3 separate regions of the Homo sapiens genome follow, and regions 1 and 2 are each linked to region 3. Evidence: chromatin contacts called from ENCODE Hi-C or POLR2A ChIA-PET data. All regions are on one chromosome and are shown on one strand. Each heading gives the region's core, a stretch centred on a gene start or an enhancer-like site at or near the end of the contact. The rest is flanking DNA. Distances are from core to core; before and after follow the strand shown.

Region 1 (3,695 bases), core at 65-2,564, 580 kb before region 3:
CTTTTCACATATTCAGATTCAGTTGATACCGCCAAACAGTTAAACAAAGTGATTGCATCAATTTATGTTCCCTTCAGGAGCATATGAGAGTTGTGGTTGCTCCACAATCTTGCCAATACTTGACATTTTCTTTTTCATTTAGCTATATCTCATTGTGGTTTTAATTTGCATTTCCTCTTTATCCTTTGTTTTTTAAGTGTTTCAAGATGGAGCAGATAAAAATTCAGGGAGTTAATCCTCTATAATAGCTGGAAATTTCCCCCATGGGTACTCATTCAATGGAATTTAAAACATTTGCCCCTGTATTGAAGGCAATATAGTATAAAGGATGGGGCCACATGCTCTGCAATCAGAAATATGAGGTTTGATTCCTAACTCCGGTGCTTACTTGCTGAATTACCTTGAGGAAGTTATTTAACCTTTTTCTATTTTATGTAAAACGGCACTAATAATAGTACTGCCTCACAGGGTTGTTATGGGGATTAAAGGAGAAAAAATAAGTAAAATGCTTTGCAAAGTTCCTAGCAACAGGTGAGCACAAAGTCAACAAATGGTAGCTATTATTATACCTTATATTGGTTATTTATGCACATCTCATTTCTCCTTCTGTTTTACACATTCCATGAGAAAGGAAAAGCATGCATGTAGCACAGATTAACTGCCTCACATATAATTGCTAATAAAGACTGATTGGATGAACGATTTAATATATAAACAAAAAGTATTGTGGTTATCGCTATAAAAGATGGCATAGGTTGGGCATTCACGCCTGTAATCCCAGCACTTTGGGAGGCCGAGTTGTGAGGTTCGCTTGAGCCCAGGAGTTCGAGACCAGCCTAGGCAATGTAGGGAGACAGTATCTACAAAAAAAAAAAAAAAAAAAAAAAAGGAGGGTACATAAAATTATTATAGTGGCTATAGGATAATGTGCACTGCTAATGAAGACTACATTATTTAAATACAGTGTCTTTCCTTCTATTTACTGTTATCGTTTAGCAGAAAAACAGTACGCAGGATACTAAAGAAGGAAAATTCGATGTCCCATATTACATTTGTGAGAGTTCTGGAGGTTTCTCCCTTCAAAGCCAAAACCAAAACACAAACATACCATCCCAGTAACAAATGCGTCACTTTTCTGAAGAAGACGTTAAGCCCTTCCAATTTTAACAGATCCTTTGTTCAACAGAGGAGAGAGACTGGGTAGGCATCACCTGCCCCAGTAGCTTCCGTACAAAATGGCGTTGCCCGTTCCCACACGCCAGCTGGGATTACGTCCTCCAGGCCTGTCGCAGGAACGGAAGTGGTTACGGCCCTAGTGAATCCGGGTGGGTGCGCGCAGGCGGCCGCACAGGTTCCAGGTCTTTAACGTGAGCCCGCTGCAGGTGTGCGGCCCAGTCCGAGACAGCAGGTAAGTGAGGCTCAGAAGCCGGCGAAGCCTTGCACCAGGATTGTGCGCGGGGCAGGGGGTGCTTCCAGTGCAGACTAAGAGGGGTCGTGGAGCGGGGGGATATTACCGTGTACGGGGGTGACATTGCGGGGCCCCCGCTGTCCCGGAGCGAGTTGGCCCTGCCCCTCTCCCCGCCCCTCGGCGTGACCCCCTCGCCCCCGTCGCACACGGCGGGGCGGTTCAGCACCCAGGTGCGCAAGGAGGGCCTCACCCCTGCCCGCGGCCTCCCACGCCCTCCTTGGGCCTCTCCTTTCGACCCCCTTACCCTCTCCCTGGGAGACTCTACCAGACCTTCGAGGCTGCGTGTCCCAGTCAGCTAAAAAGGAGGCCCCGCCCGCGGCACCTGGTAGCTCCTCGGGCGCTGCGGGTTCGACGCGGCAACAGCTGCTGTTTTCTCTCCTGGATTCGTGTGAGCCGCCACCCTCGCTACCATCCCTGTCCTCCCAGACCACACCCTGCTCTGGGCCTTGCCGGGAGCCACCTCTTTGGCTTTTCACATCCCTGGGATGGATCAAAACTAAGAACCTTAATCATTATTTATTACAAAATTGACATCTGCTCCTTAAAATACAAACAAACCAATCCCCCGATAAGCTTTTGATATGATTCCAACATTCAAACTCCTTTATATACCCTCTCCTCAAAAACACAAAATTGAAATTATACTTTATTTTCTTAGTTCTGTTCCAAGGATAGAAGGAATTGAAAGGTTTTGTTAATCATAGGAATTAGGAAGTGCGGGTTGGGGCGCAGCGGGGAAGATGGATTAAATTTGGTCAAGTTGAGCTTGTTTTAAAAATGTATTTTTAAAATATTCTAGTTATAGTCCGTGCATAAAGCCTTGTAACAAAATTATGTAAAAATTTTAAACACAGATCTTTCTTAGCTTGATGTTCTTGGTGGTGAGGGTGGGGAGTGTGGAAGACAGATCCTCTTTGATTTTGTTTTTTTCCATCTCCACCTTCTTTACCAGTCCCTTTCCCACAAAATAAGAACTGTTGTCAGTTTGTGTGTATTTTTCTTTGCATTTATTTGACAAGTATGTGTACGTATAAGATATATGTTTGTAAGATTTCGCTTTAAACTTTTACAAATATGCATGTTTTATGCATTACACAACTTGACGTTTTATGCTTAAAAACGGGTCTTGGAATTTTTTCTTTGTCAGTACCTAGAGATCTACCTATTCTTTCTACTTGCTCTGTAAATTCCATGGTTATGTAAGATTCCATAGATTGTTTCCAGTTTTTCATTGTTAGACACAGTATGGCGGAGAACATCCTTCCCACACACCTCTGTGAGAGCCCATGTGAGAGCATTTCTCAAGGATGGGTACCTGCAGGTGGAATTGCTGGGTGGGAGAGTATGGGGATTTAGGAATGCCAAACTGCCACCCACGGTGGATAATAATTTCCTCCATTCTCTCTCTCTTTTTTTTTTTTTTTTGAGACAGAGTCTTGCTCTGTTGCCCAGGTTGGAGTGCAGTGGCGTGATCTCAGCTCACTGCAGCCTCTGCCTCCCAGGTTCAAGCGATTCTCCTGCCTCAGCCTCCCGAGTAGCTGGTATTACAGGCACCCGCTACCACGCCTGGCTAATTTTTGTATTTTTAGTAGAGACGGGGTTTCACCGTATTTGCCAGGCTGGTCTCAAACTCCTAAACTCGAGTGATCCGCCTGCCTTGGCCTCCCGAAGTGATGGGATTACAGGCGTGAGCCACCGTGTCTGGCCCACCATGCTCTTTTGATCATTTAATGGTATCGATCTTTTTTGTTTTTGCCAATCTGATGGATGGAAAAGTGATTTCTCTTTGCTGTTTTAATTTGCATTCCCCTGATTACTATTGAGATTGAACATCTTCATGATTGTCAGCCATTTGTATTTCCTCTTTTGAGAAACATCTCTTTCTATTGGATTGTCTTTTCCTTATTGATTTATAATAGTATTTTATATGTTCTGGATTTTGATCTTTTGTTATTCATATGTGTTTATAATATTTACTCCCTGCTTATTGCTTTTTTAAGTTGTTGCTTGTCTTTTAACTATATGGCATCTTTGTTGAAACAAAGTTTAAAATTTTAGGTTTTAATTTATCAGTCTGTTATGTGTGTGTTTGTATTTTGTGGCTATCATTCCCAATCCGAGTGGTTCTTAAATGGCAGAGATTTTTGCTCTCGGGGTTATTTGGCAATGTCTGTAAACATTTTTTGTTTGTTCCACTAGGATGGTGCTGCTATTGGTTATCTAGTGA
Region 2 (3,504 bases), core at 776-3,275, 900 kb after region 3:
AACTTGATCACCTCTGTAAAGATCCTGTCTCCAAATAAGGTCACATTCTTGTGTACTGCAGGTTAGGACTTCAACATATCTTTTGGTGGTGGAAGGGTGGGCATAATTCAACCCATAATACAAGGTTAAGTGACTTGCTCAAGCCTTGTTAACATGGCTTTTTAGTGATGAAACTGGTCAGGGAGGCTAGGATTATTGGAAGACAAATCCCAAGATGTAAACCCCAGTGGAAAACCCCAACCCTGCTAAACCTCTGGAGAGAAGCAACTCAAGGGAAACATGCAGAGCTGGCCACTGTTGTGCTGATGGCATTTTCCCTCCCTTCCTCCATAGCCTGCCTGCTCCAGGCTGAGCTGGTAAACTATGAACGAGTCAAGGAATATTGCCTCAAAGTCTTGAAGAAGGAAGGGGAGAACTTCAAGGCCCTTTACCGGTCTGGTGTGGCCTTCTACCACCTTGGGGACTATGACAAAGCACTCTACTACCTGAAAGAAGCAAGGACCCAACAACCAACAGGTAAGGCGGAAATAGCTGTTTTCTTACTTCCTCCCTGCTCTGGTGGCTCCTGGGACCTTCTCATTTCAGCAGTTTTCTTGGCTAGGAGGGCCAGGCAGGGACAGAGATGGCAAAATTAGGGATCAGATATATATGATAAGACCTAAGAGGAGCACACAGCCCATGCATTTGCCTAGGGTTTGAGTTCCAGGGAGCACAGGCCCCTCTTCTCTTCAAATAGAGTATAGAATTCCTCATCTTTTTCAACTCAGAATCCAGCTCTCTTCACTTATTCAACAAATATATATATATTGAATTCATACTATGTGCCAAGATTTGTGCTAAGCACCAAGGGAATCAATGAAAAGACACTGCCGCTACCCATGAGGCGCTCACATCTGGTTGATGACACAGAATACAAACAGGCAAATTTGATGCTAAGCCCAGCACCTTTCAGGAAGCATGCTCTGACTTCTCCAGTCAGATGCTATTCCTTAGGACATGTGTTATCTATAGCATTCACTTAGATCATATCCACCAGTCATTCATTCATTCATTCCACAGATATTTATTGAGGGGGTACAATATTGCTAGGTATATAGTAGTGAACAAAAGAAAGTTGTTGCCTTCAAAGAGCTTATATTATAATGGCTCACTGTCTATTGTAAGTGGGAAAAAAAAGTGTGGAGAGGGGACAGAACCCAGGGAGGGGCTCTCTACCAAGGGATGGCTAGAAGTCAACCAGTAAACAAGCAAACAAATAGTAAACAAATGAAATACTTAGTAGTAATAAACGCTGTGAAGAAAATAAAGCAGAATAAAGAGATCAAGAGTAAATGGGGGCGCTGGGCGTGGTGGCTCATGCCTGTAATTCCAGCACTTTGGGAACCCAAGGCAGGTGGATCGCTTGAGCTCAGAAGTTCAAGACCAGTCTGAGCAACATGGTGAAACCCCATCTCTACTAAAAATACAAAAATTAGCTGGGTGTGGTGGTGGACACCTGTAATCCCAACTACTTGGGAGGCTGAGGCAGAAGGATCACCTGAACCTGGAAGGCGGAGGCTACAGTGAGCCAAGATGGCACCACTGCACTCCAGCCTGAGCGACAGAACAAGACCTTGTCTAAAAAAAAAAAAAAAAAAGGAGTAAGGCTGGGCGCGGTGGCTCATGCCTGTAATCCCAGCACTTTGGGAGGCCGAGGTGGGTGGATCAGGAGGTCAAGAGATCAAGACCATCCTGGCTAACATGGTGAAACCCCGTCTCTACTAAAAATACAAAAAATTATCTGGGCATGGTGGCACGCACTTGTAGTCCCAGCTACTCAGGAGGCTGAGGCAGAAGAATCACTTGAACCCAGGAGGCGGAGGTTGCAGTGAGCCAAGATTGCGCCACTGCACTCCAGCCTGGGTGACAGAGCGAGACTGTCTCAAAAAAAATAAAAAAGAGTAAAGAGGGGGGAGCTATTTTAGACCAAGTGATCAGAAAGAGCCTCTCTGAGGAAGTAACATTTAAACAACTTTGACTTGATGTTGCTATTTTTGTTGTTTATATGGTTAATAATTTTTCTTTTTTCAGACAGAGTCTCGCTCTGTCGCCCAGGCTGGAGTGCAGTGGTGTGATCTCAGCTCACTACGACTTCCGCCTCTTGGGCTCAAATGATCCTCCCACCTCAGCGTCCCCAGTAGCTTGGACTACAGGCATGCACTACCATGCCTGGCTAATGTTTTTTATTTTTTGTATAGATGAAGTCTTGCTATGTTGCCAGGGCTGGTCTTGAACTCCTGGGCTCAAGCAATCCTTCTGCCTCGGCCTCCTAAAGTGCTGGGATTACAGGCATGAGCCACCACACCCAGCCTTTTTTTTTTTTTTTTAAACTCAATCTTCCTTTCAAAAGTCTTTAAAAAACTTTAGAATCAAGTCACAAATGTCCAAATGTATACTTTTTTTATCTTTTTAAAGAACACCTTGTTGTTGATTTATTTTCCGTACATAAATCGTGTTCCACCAACTGTAAGCAGCTTGAAGACTAACCATTGGACTCATTCAATAGAATTTTCTGGAGCACTGCTATCTGCCAGCACGGTTCTGGAGGATACGCCTGGCATTTTTTAGCATGATATAGTATTCATTTCTACTTCCAGAAGTAACTATTCCAGGCAGCCCTGTCACTCTTATGTTATGGTGTGTGTGGAACTTAGCAGTTGTTCCCTGCCATGCCATCCTCACTAATAACAGGAACTGGGAAGAAATGCCCCAGTTTTGGTGAGGTGGTCATCTGACCCTGCTTATAACGACAAAAATAAGACAATAAAGCAAAGTCATTTTAAACTCTTCAAGCTTAAAAAAATTACATTAGACTAATATTTGTTGATCATTGTTTTAAGCACTTTTAGACTTACCTATTTTGGGCTTCAGAGCAATTTCATGAGGCAGGTATTACAGTCCTCAGGAGAGACAGGCTTTGCAGCCAGACACACCATTTACTATGTGTCTCCTTGGCATCTGACTCAATCTCGCTAGGTCCCTATTCCATTTTGTCACAGTGAGGAGAAGGATACATACCTTGCGGGATTGTATTGAGGATTAAATGAGATCATGAAGGTTAGAAACCTGGCACAAGGTTGGCATTCAAAAATGGAGCTTGTTGGCTGGGCGCGGTGGCTCACTCACGCCTCTGATCCCAGCACTTTGGGAGGCCAAGGTGGGCAGATCACCTAAAGTCAGGAGTTTGAAACGAGCCTGGCCAATATGATGAAACCCCGTCTCTACTAAAAATACAAGAATTAGCTGGGCGCAGTGGGATGTGTCTGTAATCCCAGCTACTGAGGCAGGAGAATTGCTTGAACTTGAGAGGTGGAGTTTGCAGCAAACCAAGATTGCACCACTACACTCCAGCCTGGGCGAACAGGACAAGGCTCCATCTCAAAAAACAAACAAACAAAAAAAAATAGAGGTTGTTTCTTGCAGATGGTACAGGAGGCTCAGAGAAGTTGGCAACTTGCCTGATGT
Region 3 (3,347 bases), core at 432-2,931:
TGGTAGTGAGTGAAATAAAAATAGTTGCTTTCACAGTAAACATAAATGTAGAAAGTAATCGGAAGACTTGTTTATTATGCAGAAACCAAACAAATGTAATTAAATACCAACTGGTTTGGGACAATTTGTGCATTATAAAATGCCAATGTTCATCAGGCCAACAACTAGGTAACATTTTTTTCTTTTCATTGAACAAATACATTAAATACATATTGTGTTATAAACCCATCCTTAACTCCCACATTATAGGTAACTAACTTCACTGAGGCTCTTTTTATTTGTACATATAACTATGAATGGACAAGCTTATCCCTTACAAACTATCCAAGTTTCAGTTCTGAGTGCCTAAAGGCCCCTGAGGTCGAGTTAAGGGTCAGTTGCTCTCCTTCCGGAACTACTTTTTCTCTGTTTAACTCTAGTTGCAAGCATGCAACTCCACATTCCAGGCACTTCTCAAAAATGGGGTGCACTGGGTTCTACATAAAAGCATTAAAGCGAAGTTAAGCAATCTCTTTATGCCTAAGTTTCTAGGTCTACCAACCTTATCGGGACAACGCGGGAGTTAATATGGAGGGCTGTGTTTTACACCCACTTTGAAAGCACGGCATTGTCTGTTTCTAAAGAATTGTAAACTTTCATGTGTTACATTACAGAAATCTGAACGGAGAGGATTAACCAAATACCATTTGGACTTAAAAGCAGCTTGAGGCCGGGCGCGGTGGCTCATGCCTGTAATCCCAGCACTTTGGGAGGCCGAGACGGGCCGATCACGAGGTCAGGAGATCGAGACCATCCCGGCTAACACGGTGAAACCCCGTCTCTACTAAAAATACAAAAAAATTAGCCGGTGTGGTGGCGGGCGCCTGTAGTCGCAGCTACTCGGGAGGCTGAGGCAGAAGAATGGCGTGAACCCGGGAGGCGGAGCCCAGATCGCGCCACTGCACTCCAGCCTGGGCGACAGAGCAAGACTGTCTCAAAAAAAACAACAAAAAACAGCTTGAAACCTCTTCCAGCCACTCTCCCAGAGTGACGGACATGCAGAAATCTGTATTCCAGCCTCAATTCAAGACAGCCTTCTAGCTGCAGTCCCATTTTCAACATTTCATCAGTGAAAATCCTTTCATTTAAAAAATACTTCAGTGCCTTAGTCTTCTCACCACAACAAAACCACACAGCTGTGGCATGGTTGAAAAAAGAACTCGAACATCTAGGAGCTCCCTGCTTTGAGGGCAAATTTAAATTGCAAGCAGCAAGAGCTAAGGAAAGGCCAGGTATTTCTGCAAAGCTAAGTTTCTCCTAATTAGTAATCTTCTGGGTGTCTAAGAAAAACTTTAGATACAAGAAGGGTTGCCACTTTTCTCAGGAGACTCTTCTGGGAGAGATGATGATGAACCGAACGCCAAGGACTTAGCAGGGGCGAACGACGTCAACAGATGTCCCTCCAGACTCCGGCACCAGCCGGCCGAGCCCAAACGAGTTCTCGCCCCCGACCCCACCCACCGCGGGAGCAGGGTTCGGTCACTCGCAGTGTCAGAGAGGCCCACATCCTCCTAAATTTCCGGCCCTCCCAAAACTTCCGTCTTCCCTAGGTCCAACGGGGTGGACCCAAGGCCCAGGGGCGTCCCCGGAAGTGACGTAGGACGCGCCCTCCATTTTGTGGAGCGCCAGAGCTGCTAAGTGCGTCAGTTGTGGAGTGGCGTAGACGAGTTAAGTCCTGGTCTGCGTGGAGGTCGACGACTCCGTCGCAGACTACGGACCTGTCTGGGTCTCAGCCGCCAAAGACCCCGTCCGGTAGGTGAGTGGCTCACTTTGAGGGCAAGCCTTCTCGGATCGAGGCTTCTTCATGGCCGCTCAGATCGTGAGCGGCCGGGGCTGCTCTCTTTGCGGAGGATGGCGTCTAATGAGCGCAGTTGATTCGAGGTGGGCGCTGGGGCACGTCTCCCTTTTGGCATACTGTTTGAGGGGTACTGAGGTGAAAGGGCGGTCACTGTTCGGGTCGTTTTTACACAGCGGTTGTGCGCCCGTCCCTGCCAGTCTTAATGTCTTCATCTCCTGGACACGTAGAATAGTGGGCCGGGATCTCCCTGACTTTGCTGGCGATGCGGCTGGGCCTTTTGTAGGGCGGCCGCAGTGACCCCCGAGAAGGGGGTTGCTGGGAGGAGAAGGGAAGAGGGAATTTGGCACGCGCAGCTCTGCTGCCTTTGATTCCACCGCCGCCATTTTGTGGCCGCAGAGCGCCCGCCCGCTGCTGTTGGCGCAGGCGCGGTCGAGGCGTCGCGAGATTCTGGCTTCCACCCGCTGTGACGCGCCCGCGAGGCCGCCATTGGGCTGGCTTTGCGGAGGGCGCGGGCGGCTCCGCCCGCACTTCTCGGCCTTTCCTAACTGCGGCAGATGGGAGGGGGCCGGAGAGCCCGGAGAGTGTGCGGCTGCGCAGTTGGAAAGGTGGCAGTGGGCGTTGCGGTTGCTGCGGTCTGGGCCCAGTAGCGGACCGTGTTGGGAGGGAGCTGGGTTTTCATTTTGTCTGCAGGTAACCTGGCCTCATTAGAGGCTCTGTTGGCAATCTCGTTCATAACATCACTGTGTAAACATTTTATGCCGTTGATGTTTTTGATTGTTTAATCAGGCGTTTCTCTGTGACAGTCATTGCTATTATCTCGATTGAATTACTTTCTAATAGGAAGTACTAGCCGGACATCATGAGTGGCTGTCGGGTATTCATCGGGAGACTAAATCCAGCGGCCAGGGAGAAGGACGTGGAAAGATTCTTCAAGGGATATGGACGGATAAGAGATATTGATCTGAAAAGAGGCTTTGGTTTTGTGGTAAGTATTTAGAACTGGGTGAATTATCTGCTAAGTAGGTAGAGTTTTGATAAGCAGTTGTTTTCGATCTTGAGTCCGGGTGGAATATTTGCCTTCAGAAAATGTTACCCAGCCTTATGTCTGAATTTTATTGAGGCTGAAAACAACTTTAACTTGCCGGCTCACTGGAACCCCACTCCCAGTGGCTCCTTGATTAGGTTTGACTGTATGGCAGTGTCGTTAAGATACTCTTCCCATTCTGTCTCCTGATTTCAGTGCTCTTAATGTGTTGTAGAATACTCTTCTAAAGCCAATGTTAAGAGTCTTATGCTTACATTTTAGGAATTTGAGGATCCAAGGGATGCAGATGATGCTGTGTATGAGCTTGATGGAAAAGAACTCTGTAGTGAAAGGTGAGATTCCTGTGTAACTAGATAACCCTGGGACATAGAGCAGACTGGGTCTGCTGGCATATTTTTCTAAGTAGATTTATGTAGCTTAAGTGTGTAACGGAGATTTTTCTTCCCTTTTTGTAGGGTTACTATT

What was found. A loop is a pair of places that touch in the nucleus more often than their neighbours do. ChIA-PET counts read pairs that join two places held with the same protein, here RNA polymerase II (POLR2A). Pooled maps may share reads with other maps.
Region 1: a pooled map shows a loop between it and region 3 (9-fold over the local background). The contact joins the promoter of EXD2 here to the promoter of SRSF5 in region 3. A Hi-C loop is called at or near these places in 10 of 50 pooled maps. POLR2A ChIA-PET finds 5 or more read pairs at or near these places in 4 of 52 experiments (A673, CD4-positive, alpha-beta T cell, MCF 10A and 1 more).
Region 2: a loop to region 3 is called in a map with no recorded cell type, with 6 times the contacts of the local background. The contact joins the enhancer-like site here to the promoter of SRSF5 in region 3. A Hi-C loop is called at or near these places in 2 of 168 maps with a recorded cell type or tissue (B cell and naive thymus-derived CD4-positive, alpha-beta T cell), 7 of 37 single-sample maps with no recorded cell type and 11 of 50 pooled maps. POLR2A ChIA-PET finds 5 or more read pairs at or near these places in 3 of 52 experiments (CD4-positive, alpha-beta T cell, GM10248 and OCI-LY7).

Annotation. Positions count from the first base shown.
Region 1 is chr14:69,190,184-69,193,878 of GRCh38, forward strand. It overlaps EXD2 (exonuclease 3'-5' domain containing 2), which reads left to right and starts at 1,315. Exons shown (of 10, transcript NM_001193360.2): 1 at 1,315-1,408. The region is part of intron 3 of GALNT16-AS1 (GALNT16 and EXD2 antisense RNA 1); the gene reads right to left. RefSeq lists a silencer at 1,536-1,725.
Region 2 is chr14:70,667,231-70,670,734 of GRCh38, forward strand. It overlaps TTC9 (tetratricopeptide repeat domain 9), which reads left to right. Exons shown (of 3, transcript NM_015351.2): 2 at 334-516. Among named protein-coding and RNA genes, the nearest start is that of TTC9, 27 kb to the left of the region's middle. RefSeq lists an enhancer at 1-154. Within about 2 kb of position 2,026, at least 3 of the 41 ENCODE cell types and tissues checked have a DNase peak (open chromatin) inside an H3K27ac peak, as active enhancers do; they include B cell and OCI-LY7, where a contact is called at or near this core.
Region 3 is chr14:69,765,461-69,768,807 of GRCh38, forward strand. SRSF5 (serine and arginine rich splicing factor 5) reads left to right here and starts at 1,682. Exons shown (of 8, transcript NM_001320214.2): 1 at 1,682-1,795; 2 at 2,678-2,822; 3 at 3,144-3,214; 4 at 3,338-3,347. The coding sequence starts at 2,697. It overlaps LOC100289511 (a long non-coding RNA gene), which reads right to left and starts at 2,253. Exons shown (of 1, transcript NR_029378.1): 1 at 823-2,253. RefSeq lists enhancers at 1,549-1,598, 1,639-1,688, 1,798-2,562, 2,559-2,608.